Linked DNA regions of Mus musculus: all the other regions are linked to region 1. Evidence: chromatin contacts called from ENCODE Hi-C or POLR2A ChIA-PET data. All regions are on one chromosome and are shown on one strand. The core of a region is the stretch at or near the end of the contact, and the rest is flanking DNA. Distances in the headings are between cores, read along the strand shown.

Evidence for each region. A loop is a pair of places that touch in the nucleus more often than their neighbours do. ChIA-PET counts read pairs that join two places held with the same protein, here RNA polymerase II (POLR2A).
Region 2: POLR2A ChIA-PET joins it to region 1 with 16 read pairs in embryonic stem cell. The contact joins the promoter of 1100001I12Rik here to the promoter of Azin1 in region 1. A Hi-C loop is called at or near these places in 1 of 37 maps with a recorded cell type or tissue (T-helper 17 cell). POLR2A ChIA-PET finds 5 or more read pairs at or near these places in 3 of 5 experiments (Patski and embryonic stem cell).
Region 3: a map of left cerebral cortex shows a loop between it and region 1 (5-fold over the local background). The contact joins the promoter of Klf10 here to the promoter of Azin1 in region 1. A Hi-C loop is called at or near these places in 1 of 37 maps with a recorded cell type or tissue (left cerebral cortex). POLR2A ChIA-PET finds 5 or more read pairs at or near these places in 4 of 5 experiments (Patski and embryonic stem cell).

The regions. Positions count from the first base shown.
Region 1 is chr15:38,517,134-38,521,041 of GRCm38, forward strand. It overlaps Azin1 (antizyme inhibitor 1), which reads right to left and starts at 2,133. Exons shown (of 12, transcript NM_018745.5): 1 at 1,776-2,133.
Region 2 is chr15:38,645,895-38,649,734 of GRCm38, forward strand. 1100001I12Rik (a long non-coding RNA gene) reads right to left here and starts at 1,787. Exons shown (of 2, transcript XR_383959.1): 1 at 1,750-1,787.
Region 3 is chr15:38,298,172-38,302,353 of GRCm38, forward strand. Klf10 (Kruppel-like factor 10) reads right to left here and starts at 2,540. Exons shown (of 4, transcript NM_013692.3): 1 at 2,388-2,540. The coding sequence starts at 2,423. It overlaps Gm35248 (a long non-coding RNA gene), which reads left to right and starts at 576. Exons shown (of 3, transcript XR_001781645.2): 1 at 576-650.

The sequences.
Region 1 (3,908 bases), core at 883-3,382:
CAATTGATTCCATTTAAGTCCCTTGATTTAAAAAAAAAAAAAAAAAGGAAGGCTAGATGGGCCTCACAAGAACTGCTGTGACCTGTCAGGAGGGCTAGATGAGGATGTTAATGTTCTGTCTTGACCTAGATGTAGATTATAAAGTTCTTTCTCCTCTCTTTGCACACAGGATTTTGCTTTATGTGACCATAGCTAGCTTCAAGAACTTCCTGGGATTACAGGTGTAACAACACCTGGCATCACTTTGCTAAAACGTACTAAATACAAGCCAAACTTGTCCTGAGCCTGGAGTCCTAGCACCAGGCTGATGAGGAAGGAAAATCAGACTCAAGTCTGGGCTACAAAGTGAGGTCCTGTCTCAAACAAACAACAAAATCTAATCAAACAGTACAAATAAATAATGAGAATTTTACTGCCAATTTCTAAAAATTAGAGAATGGGACTGTATTTAATGTATGGAAATACTCAAGTTAGAGCTATGAAGCATTTTGATGTCCGTAATGCAGAATTAGTAAGATGGCTGGAAGGTAAGTAGAGTAAAATGTTAGCTGCGGAATCTAAATTGAAGGTACCACTCTGAGTTCATTGTTGGGAATCATACTAAAACATTAGAGAAATAAATTGATTACTCATTTATCTTTATAACCTACAGTTTTATGTAAACACCCTTTCCTACTTATTACCTGTGAATTCCTCGGGGCTTATTGGTACCAAGCTTGCTTTCCTGTCGGGCCTAGTTCTCATAGTCCTTTCCTGAGGAAGTTAATCAGCTCTCACCCAGGCTGTGCATATATTAATGGTAAAACACCACAGGACAAGAACAACCTAAGATATCCACCACAAAACTGAGTTCAATCTGTTCAAACATCCTGAGGCTGTAAACAGTGTAAACTGCTTGCTTCGTTCAGCCAGTAACACACGTTCATGATACTTAATACCATAAAACGTTTAAACACTACTAACCGCTGGCAGCCAACAGAGTCCTTGATAAGCCGCATCAACCTACCCTTCGCCCTCTTTCTGCCCCGCGATCACAGCTAGGACCAGAAAACGAAGCCATGGTGACTAATCTCCAGGCTTCAGGAGGTGACTGGGGTAAGTGAAAGCGACTTGGCCCAATCAGGAGAGCCGCAGGGGCGGGTCAGCAGCGCCGAGGTTTCCAGAAAGGGCCAAAGGCCTATTCGCTTGCTACTTGACACCGGGGCTTCCCCGCCGCCGGCCCCGAGTGAGGTCAACTTTCCACCGCCAGAGGGGGAGCGCGCACTCCGCACCCCCTCTCCCGCCCGCAAGAATCCAGCCTCCTCCCAGCTGTCACCAGATGCCGGCTCGAGGCCCGCCCCGCTCCATTCATAACCCGGAGCCCCGGCCGCCGCAGCCCGTCCACTCCGCACCACAACCCCCTGCAGGCACTGAGACAGGGAGAGGGCGATGGGACCCCCAGCCCTCCAGGCTGCCGCCGGACCCCCTCCCCGGAAACAGCAATGCACCACGGGAGTGGGGTGGGGGCCGCATGCCGCCGAGAGGGAACAGCGACCACCGCCAGCCTGCCCCCGAGCGCGGCCCCACGCGCACACGCCCCCTCGCTCAACCGCGGCTGTCGGCTGCCGCCCTGGGTCGCGAGGCGCCGGCCGCCGCCCGGGCCACCGGCAGCCGCCACACACGCCGCCGGCCGCCATGTTCGAGGCCGCCGGCTGCGGGGCACTGCGGGGACACCGAGGGCGGCGTGGCCCAGCCCAGGCGCCGGACCCTCCCGCGCCCCTAAGTCCGGTACTCACGTGAGATAACGGCCCAAAGAGTCGGGTAAAGCGTCTTCTCTTTTTCGGCGGAATTTTTAAAGAGGGATGTGGTTACCTTGAGCAGAAATACCCAAGGCGGCCTGGGCCATAGGCTGCGGGGACGACGTGGGGGAAACGCGCGGCACCGACACCAGCTGAGCAGCAGTGGCGGCGGCAGCCGAACTGGAGAAATGGAGCGGCGCGAGAAAAAGAAGAAAGGCGCGAACTGGGTGGGGAGAGGATTCAGCCTCGTCACTCCGCAGAGCAGCAGAGCGAGAAGGATGAGAAGAGCAGAGCAGGAGACAACCAGAGAGAAAAACGGAAACACCGCGGCGAGAGTTGAGCCAGAGAGTGTGGGAAGGCGGTGCCAGAGACGCCAGTATTTATACTCAGGGGGGCGGGGGCTGCTGACGTCACAGACGGCCGGTCGGCCGCACGACGGGGGTGGGGCCTGTGCCGCCGGGGAATGTGGGAGGGGCGGAAGGGGAAGGACAGCCTTGTGCAGTTAGGGGGCCGAAGGGCGGGACCACCGGGCCTGGCAGGTGCTGGCCCGGCGCTCGCTTCCCGCCCTCGCGCTGCAGCCGCTCCCCAGCGGGCTGCTAGTTTCGTAGGCGGGGCAGAGGGCGCGCGGCCCAGCGGATCGCGGATCGCGCCCTCGCCCTTGCGGCGCCTGCGCGCCACGCTAGCAGCCAACGATCCGCTTTGTGAGCCGGCAGCTAGTCCATGCTGACGGCAGCCTTCGGGACCGTCCTGGGTCCTCGGCTTACCGACTCCAGTATTTTAGGAGAGGAGGGTGTGCGCCATCACGGGGCTTTCTCGGTGCACTAGTTTATGTAACAACTGTATACTATGCCCGGGGACTGTATTCCGAGGGAGAGGTTCCCGCCTCTCCATGGGTTGCGGAGCTCCGTTATGAAAATGAGTTCCCCGTGGCCAGCAAGAACCAGTCCGGTGTGGTTACTGAGGCTTTGATCGTACCAGAATGTTCCTCCGTGTTCGCATGTTGCAATATGGTGCAGTAGATTTTTTTTTTAAATGTGGCTTTTCTTTCTTTGTCTTCATTTTCAAAAAGGGTTGATGCAGTCAGACCCAGCCCTATTAAAGCGGGGCCAGTGTTGCTGAAGTTACATGACTTAAAGGCACATCTCTTTAATCCTCTGCATTTCTCGTTTGAAGTCATTCTTTTTTTTTATTCTTTTGTTTTGTTTCTCCAGAAAGGCTTTCTCTGTGCAACCCAAGCTGTCCTGGAACTCCCTCTATATACCAGGCTAGCCTTGAACTCTGCCTGGTATATAGGTGCTCCTAGGTGCTCCTGCTAAAGGCACGTGCCACCACACCAGGGTTTCTCTCTAATCTTGTTTGTTTTGTTTTGTTTTTCTTCAGTTTTTCGAGACAGGGTTTCTCTGTATAGCCCTGGCTGTCCTGGAACTCACTCTGTAGACCAGACTGGCCTCGAACTCAGAAATCTGCCTGCCTCTGCCTCCCAAGTGCTGGGATTAAAGGCGTGCGCCACTACTGCCCGGCCGTTTTTTCTCTATTCTCTATTATTTAATAAACTTTTATTACTAAAGTAAAATGACGGATGTAGCCTCCCCCCTCCCCTTATATTTAAAATCCTTTTTCTAGCTGGATGAGGTGGTGCATGCCTTTAATCCCAGCATAAGAAGGCAGAAGCTGATGGATCTCTTGAGTTCAAAGTTAGCCTGGTTTCTAGACAGCTTGAGCTACACGTAGTGAAACCCTGTCTGGAAAAAGGAAAAACCAAAGGCCATTTTATCACTAGCAGTCAGTCCTAGCCTGCTAAATCTTTGCAACTCCAGACTCAGCACAATGAAGGGGAGGGACAGGCAGACAGGGCACTTCTCTGTAGCTGAAACTGACCTCCAAATAGCAAGTCTCCTGCCTCAATTTAAGGGGATTGAGATTACAGTCGTGTATTACCCTATTTATGATGCCCCTTCAACGTAAGATCTTTTAAAGTAAGACCCTGAACCCTCTCTCCTTCACATTCTTTCACTCCATTTATCTTGTAATCGGTACAGTAATTAATAAATCACCAAGGCAGAAAGAAAGGAAGAGCTCTTGCAGATTTGGTAAGGCCAGAATGTTTCAGAGGTAGAGAGTATTACAAGT
Region 2 (3,840 bases), core at 537-3,036, 130 kb after region 1:
CTTAGAAGGCGAAGGAGAATTAAGAGTTCAAGATCGCCAGGCAGTGGTGGCTCACACCTTTAATTCTAGCACTTGGGAGGCAGAGGCAGGCAGATTTCTGAGTTTGAGGACAACCTGGTCTACAGAGTGAGTTCCAGGATACCCAAGGCTACACAGAGAAACCCTGTCTCAAAAAAAAAAAAAAAAAAAAAAAAAAAAAAAGAGTTCAAAGATCATCCTCAAGGAGTCTGAGGCCATCCTGGGGTGCATCAGCCCCCTCCCCCCCCCCGCCCCCATGTTTAACTAGGAAAGAAACAGACTCCTTGTACTGGAAGGGCCTGCTCTGGCCAGTATAATACAATGCTTACACTTCTTCAAAATAATTAAGCCATTGATTTTCAGGGTAAGAATTCCTAACCTGGAGCCCAGAGACCTTTATGTTAAAAGATCTGAGAACATGGATACATGGATGCAGGGGGAAATTATATCTTTATTTTCATTATTCCTGAACGAAACGTATTCATTCATTCACTCAAGACAGAATGTCAATATGTAGTCTATGGTGGCCTTGAAATTGTGATCTCTTTACATATAGTGACTCAGTCTGGGATTACAGGCCTCTGTCACTATGATACCAAGAAAATCAAGGTCCCTCCTAGAATTCTTAGGGCTGTGGCTAGAGAGATGGCTCAGTGGTTAAAGCATTTGATGCTGTAACTCTTTTTTTTTTTTTTTTTCGAGACAGGGTTTCTCTGTGTAGCCCTGGCTGTCCTGGAACTCACTCTGTAGACCAGGCTGGCCTCGAACTCAGAAATTCTCCTGCCTCTGCCTCCCAAGTGCTGGGTTTAAAGGCATGTGCCACCACCGCCTGTCATTTGATGCTTTATCAGAAGACCCGGCACGGGCTTATGGCAGGCAGCTCACATGTGATACACACACACACACACACACACACACACACACACACACACACAAGCAAATGTAGATAGATAGATAGATAGATAGATAGATAGATAGATAGATAGATAGATAGATAGATATGTGTTGCCACCGACCACCCCAGTCGGGTATGGGGGTCCCTGGAATGAGGGTCCTTGAAGCTAGGTGGGTAAGGATTAGGCAGTGACAAACAGAACCAAACACAGAGGCAGTTTGAATCTGAGTGTGTTTTGTAGCTCTCAAGCAGGGGATTTTATACATTAAAAAACCCAAACATTACATCTCTTAGAAACTATATCCAGTGGAACAATCACAAATACCAACAAACATCATTTGGCACAGTGAAGCACAAAAATCATCCAAGCATTACAACTCTGAAACTATGTATTCAGTGAATCACAAACAGAACAGGTAACATCATTATAAATCATCAAAATAGAACAATTCTAAAAGGATGTATTCAGTGGGGGCTGTCGTCCAAGGCTAGTGGCATATTTCCAGGAGCAGGTTAATAAATCTTTAACGGTCAGTGCTCTTAACCGCTGAACTAACTTTCCAGCTCCATGGTCAATTATTATTTAACATCTAGTGCCTGAGTTTTTTATAAATCTTCAATATATAAATTTAAACTATTTTAATTCTTTCTCATTAAGGCTTTCTTTACTATATACCGAAATCTACCTCAGATGACACACGTGTAGTCATATGAAATTTTATTGTTGGGAAAGTTTTTATCATAATAGTTTTGTAAATGATTTAGAAAGTAAAAGCATTGGTTTCCCTGGGGATAAGGTCATGTTAGTGGCCCCATCTCTAGGGATGGTTTCTTACCCATTATTCTCGTTTAAGATCTTGTCCTAGGCTACCAGGAACATGTAAATAAGAAAAGGAATCAGAGAAAACAAAAAAAGATAGATTGCCATGAGAACTACAGCTCAATATTTTTTCTCCATCGAAGAGTTCCACAACCGGTTCCAGGAGGCCTCCCCTTTTGAGGTCAACTGCCTCAGTCTGTGGAACTCGTCACACAGATCCTACTGGAGGTGGTGTGGCAATGTGTGTGTATTTAAATATGTACATTTTTTTAAAGAATGGACTTAAACTAGGAATGGTAGCTCAAACTTTTAATCCCATCAATCAGGAGATAGAGGCAGGCAGGTCTCTGTTATAGGCCAGCCTGGTTCTCTTAGTGAGTTACAGGCCAGGGCTACATAGTAAAACCCTGTTTTAAAACAAACAAACAAATAAACAAACAAATGGATTCAAACAGAAGCTCAAGGACAATTTGAATTTTCAAGGAAAGGCCCAGGGCAGGTAAATCTTAGTTGCTGGAAGGGGATAGATAGATAGATGATACATAGATGATAGATAGATAGATAGATAGATAGATAGATAGATAGATAGATAGATGATAGATAGATGTTAGATAGATAGATAGATAGATAGATAGATAGATAGATAGATAGATAGATAGATAACAACACACACACACAGAGAGAGAGAGAGAGAGAGAGAGAGAGAGAGAGAGAGAGAGAGGGAGAGAGAATAGAGAAACAGAATAGCCTTGCCATTTGAGTTAGGCAACATGGAAGCCAGCCACTGCACAGACAAACAGCCATAAGGTAAGGAGGGAAGCTTTACAGGAAGAGTGAAAAGGCCTGAAGTACCAGGAAAAGCAGACTTCTCCAGGAAAAGCAGACTTCTTCTGGTCAAGGTCAAAAAGAAAACAGAAGAGAGGAAAAAGGAAAACTTACTTACCCCTTCCCGAACCAACCAGACCAACTCTTTTGTTTTGTTTTTTGAAACAGGGTTTCTCTGTATAGCCCTAGCTGTCCTGGAACTCATTCAGTAGACTAGGCCAGCCTCAAACTCACAGAGTTCCACCTGTATCTCCTTCCCACATTCTGGGACTAAAGATGTGCACCACCATAGGCTAAAATTTATTTATCTGGGACCCCGCATACCCTAGGGATAGTCTTAGGCAAATTGACGTTTTTCTGCCCACCTCCTCTTAACTCTTTGTTTTTTTAAATATTTTTTTATTACGTATTTTCCTCAATTACATTTCCAATGCTCTCCCAAAAGTCCCCCATACCCTCCCCCCCCCAAATCCCCTATCCTCTTAACTCTTAAGGGCAGAAACTATGCCAGAAGTAGATCCTGTTCTTTTGGCTAGGAGACAACAGCTTTCCATTGGTGGGGTTTTCATGCTACTATAGCACCCATGCCTAGCATGAACTTGAAATTTTAATTATAACTATAGTCAACAAAACTGACTTGTTCCTAGGACTTTGAAGCCAGACATGGTGGTGCACACCTGTAATTCTTGACACTGTGAAAATAGGAGATTGACCTGTTCAAGACCATCTTCATTTACATAAGACAAAACAAACCTTCCTGTGACCTTGTCACCAGTAGAAATCACAGGTGCTTTTATATATTACTGTTGCAATGAATATTTAAGAATATTTATAGTCACCATATTTGGAAACTAAGAAAACCAGAGGTAGCACATACTTTCAGCACTCACACTCAGGAGATGGAGGAAGAAAAAGGAGAAAGTCAAGGCTATCTTCTTATATTTGAGGGGGCACAACAAAGAAACTGCCAACATGAGCACTCTATGATATGGTTAAGGTTTTTAGTGTAGATGAGAGGGAGAGGGAGAGGGAGAGGGAGAGGGAGAGGGAGAGGGAGAGGGAGAGGGAGAGGGAGAGGGAGAGGGGAGGAGAGGGAGAGGGGGAGGGGGAGGCAGAGGGAGAGGCAGAGGAAGAGGCAGAGGGAGAGGGAGAGAGAGAGGGAGAGAGATCTGGAAGAGTCCAGAGGAAAGAAAGAAGCAGACTGCACATGGCCAGCAGACTGCATATGCCCAGAGCTTTCTGTGATGGGAGAAAGAATAACAGAGCAAGGGAGAGCTTTATA
Region 3 (4,182 bases), core at 1,290-3,789, 220 kb before region 1:
CTCAAAATGCAAAACACACAAAGCAACCAAAGAGGAAAAAAATATTTTATTTTGGTCAAGTCTCAATCTCTTAATATCTATGATTTTTATCAGATTTATTAAACACAATGCTTTTCTGTACCATAAGGGACCAGACAGGCATAAAATATGTTCTTGGGATATGCAAAAACAAACAAACAAAAAACCCCGAGTACAAGTTGGTTTTAATTTAATTAAAACATGATTTGATAACCGATCATGCTCTGTGTGCAACACCTTCGACCTAATGTCTCACATTAAAAGTTCCATGACCTGAATTTCAAAAGAATCACCAACCATCTCTACTTTCCTCTTAAAAAGAACTTCCAAATTCTTCTGGTTAAAGTAGAGGTTGCAAAAATTATGAAAAGCCTCATAAAGTGGGGGAGCCTGGAATATAAGGCTCCAGGCCAACTCTGGCTATATAACTAGTTCAGGGCCAGCCTGAACTCATAAAGACAAAGCAAAAACCTAATACATAAATAAAATGGCAATGATAATCTTAACGCTTTTCTAAAAATGCCTATCTTCCTGCTGAGTGTGGGAAAACAAGACACGGTTCTTGAAACATCACTAACAATGTAATTGCATAATCGTTCGCGCCTTTATGTAAGCTGCAATGGATGAAGACTGTAAGTGTAAAAAGCCTATAGTCACCAACTCAAAGAAAGAGGGGTGGGAAAAAAGGCAGCCAGGGGTGAAGAATGTGAGCCGGGAGGGGAAGCCGGGAGGGAGCGAAGAGCTGGTGCGAGGCAGGAAAGGGAAGCCGGGTGGAGGCAGAAGCGAGGCGGGGCGGGGCGGGGCGGGGCGCGGGAGGCCGGCGGGGGAGATCCTCGCTGGCGGGGACCGACCGATGGGGCCGCCCTAACCTCAATGAGGCTGGCGGGTGAGTCACCGGGAACACTGCCCGCCGCGCGCACGTCCCCGCGCCCCGCCCCTGCCATTGGCCGGCCGGCCCGCGGCCCGCGTCCGGATTGGCTGGGCGGGCAGGGTGGGGGCGCGAGGAGGAGGGGGCGAGGCATGTGAACAAAGCGTGATCAGCGACTGCTCCGGGCGGCGCAGGAAACGTGAACTGGGAATTGCCGCGCCGTCACCTTTCCCCTACTTCCTGAGCACGGGCCCCCGCCCCCGCTCGGCCGGGGAGGGGCCGCGGGCGCCGCCGCCAACCGCTCGCCAGTGCGCGCCGGGCGGCGCGAGGGCTGGGCGGTGTCGGCTCCCGAGTCGCCCGCCCCTTCCACCTCCTCCGAGCCGCGGTTCCCTTAGGAACCGACAGCAGGGCCGGGCCTCGTTCCCGCCCCTGGCGGAGGCCGGGGCTGGGTCACTCGGGGACGAGAAGCTCCCCGGGTGCACCCGTTCGCCGCCCATCCCTGGCCTCCGCCTCGGCTGCGGGAGGTGGGGCCGGGTCCCCGCGGAAGCCCGACCGCCGCCCTCCTCCTGCTCGCCGCCTCCGGGGAGCGGCCGGAGCCTGGGGCACTCCGCCCACTCGGCCCGCGGGACCTCAGCCTACCCGCATCTGCAGCATTCGTCCGACTGCTGTTTCCGGCAGCCTGAGCCCCCGCAAGCAGTCTCTGCAGGCTCCCAGACGTGCGGCGCCCACAGCACGGGCTCCAGGCGCGCGGCCCCACGGTTCCCGCCTCGACACGCGGCCCCCGCGTCTCGCGGTCCCGACTCCCCCGCCAAGCTGTCGGGCTCCAAGGCAGGACCCTGCCCCCTGCCAAGAGTAATCTATAGGCAGCCACCTGCCTCCGCCTCGGATGGGGAGTCCCCTCCCGACGTCTGCGGGGGCGCCGCGGCTCCCCTGGCGGCCGCAGAGTCCGCGTGCCTTCCATACCCCGCGCGAAGCCGGCCATCCCCTCCCCCAGCCCCGGGCTAGCCCAGCCCCGCGGTCTCCACCTGGCAGGGTTTCCCCCTCCCCCGAAGAGCAGGCGCCCTCCTCTCGGCTAGGCAGACCGTGAGTAGTCCTTGTCACCCCGGGTCGCATTCCTGGTGCAGACAGGGGCATCTCCCGCCAGAGCCAGGTGCAGGGCGCCCCCTCCATCTAAACCGCGCTTCCAGGGAGACAGCCCCTCCAGCTCACTCGTCTCCTGGGGTCTCCCTGAGAGTCCTCCTTGTCTCCTGGATACCCAGGATCGCTCTCCCCTGGTCCAGGTCCCAGGCTTCTTCCGACCCTTTTTTTTTTTTTTTTTTTTTTTTTTTTTTTTTGCACATGCCCTCGATGATATTCCAGCCTGCAGGGAGGAAATCCCTTGCAAGACCCCGCTGCAGCCTGGGTTCTCAGGCGTGGCTTATTTAGGGGCTCATGCTTCGCGCTCCGGCTGGCTCCCCTACACTGACCGGCAGGAAAGGACCAGCATCCTCAGGTAACTTACCGAAGCTTGCTGGAGAGAAGCGCCGAAGTTGAGCATGGTTGGCTGCCTGGCCGCAGGTCGCGAGCTGCCTGGCTGCTGGCTGCTTAGTTAGCCACAGACGGGAGCACTGAGACACTAGACGTCGACGCCACCGCGCTCCGCGCTGTCTGCCCCCCTCCCCGTGCAGGTAGCCGCTCTGCCTGCCCCGCGCCGCGGGCGGGGTAGAGGGCGGGGCCTAGTGTCGACCAATCAGCGGCAAAGGTGTGTGAGGCCTCAGCCAATGAGCTGGCAGAGCCACGCGTGATCAGCGGCTGCCCGGCTGCAAGAGGCTCTGTCAGTGGAGCGTGTACACAACCCGAGGCACCGTGTTCCCTCGGTCCAGCCCCGGGGAACTCCGGGGACCACCTGACTCCGTGACGCCCCTCGCCCAACCCTAGCCTTCAGTCCTCCGCCCATGCCCGGGGGCGGCGCCGGCGGCGGGGCATAGCTGGGAGGCGCGGTGGCGGCGACTAGGCTTTGCGGAGAGCCGGCCCCACGTGGGGGGTGGGAAGGGAAGCCCGCTCCGCCCAGTCCCCTTCGCGCCCACAGCGTCTGGGCCCGCCAGGGAGTGGGCGGGACCCCGAGCAGGAGGCGGAGGCGGAGGCTGCGAGCGCGGCTCCGAGCCACCAGACGTTCTTTGGCAGCGTGGTTCTCGTGGGTCTTGCGTGGAAGCAAGGGATGGATGAACCACTGAGCGGCATTTCTGAGCATTTGCCGGGTTTTGTCACTCTAAGCCGGAGGACTGGGGAGAACCAGGGCGAGATGGTGGCGGCGGGAGCCCTGTCACGGAACAGACACCTGCTCGCACTCACCGCCCACGCCCAAGGCGGCAGGCGCTGGCTCGTCCTCCCATCTGCAGCACAGGCACTAGCAGCAGGGCCCGCCTCTGCGCGTCCCTCCCGTCCTTCTGGGCGGTTGGAGTGGGGACTAAGGGAAGCCGGTACCAAAGAGCTAGTGGCGTGGCAGGGAGCCCCAGACCCGACGCTCGGTGGCAGAATCGAGTTTGAGTTTGATGTAGTTGAAGTTTAAAATACAATGTTCGAGCTATTTCCAAGGTGGACTCCACTTCCCCCACCCGCGGGACCACAGTCTTCGCCGACGCCCTACCAAGAAACCGCTTGAGGGGATGGGGTGAGGAAAGCATGCTTGCAGGTGGGATTCCTGACCCGGTCAAACATCGAGTTCCTGTCCCTGCCCCCTCCACCGCTCCAGGGATTGAGGGCAAGCTGAGCTTCTTAGGGAAGCCAGCTTGTGGGTGCAGCAGCCCGGCTGAGGCTGTAGCCTCCTAGTCTGAGAGCTCTTGGCTCCTCGTTGGCGCCCTATTGCCCCGCCCCCTCGCCCGTTTGTGCGGGTTCACGGCAGCTGTTGGAGCCGGAGGGAGTGATAACGGGGCTTAAAGCAAACTAGAGATTTTTATCTTCTCCCTGGGACAGGCAGATCATGAGACAAAAGTCACTGCCCTCCTGTGGGCTTTTTCAGCCTGCTGGGCTAAAAGGGCTAAAGCAGGTGCCCTTTCTCAGTCACCACAGACTAGGTAAAGGAGGGAATTTGTTTTAGAGGCCTCCAGCTCTACCAACATCTATCTGATGGTTCCTTCTGGTATACCTAAAGCCAGCCAGCAACAAATGTAATGATAATAACGTGGGCCAGAGAAGCCCTGGGTGGGGGTGGGAGTGGGGGAAGATGACTGAATGGCCTCCTGTCACTGCCTGCTCTGAATCCGCTGGAGGAGCGCCAACTCAGCAACCCAGGCAGCTCTTCCTGCCTCTCTCCACCC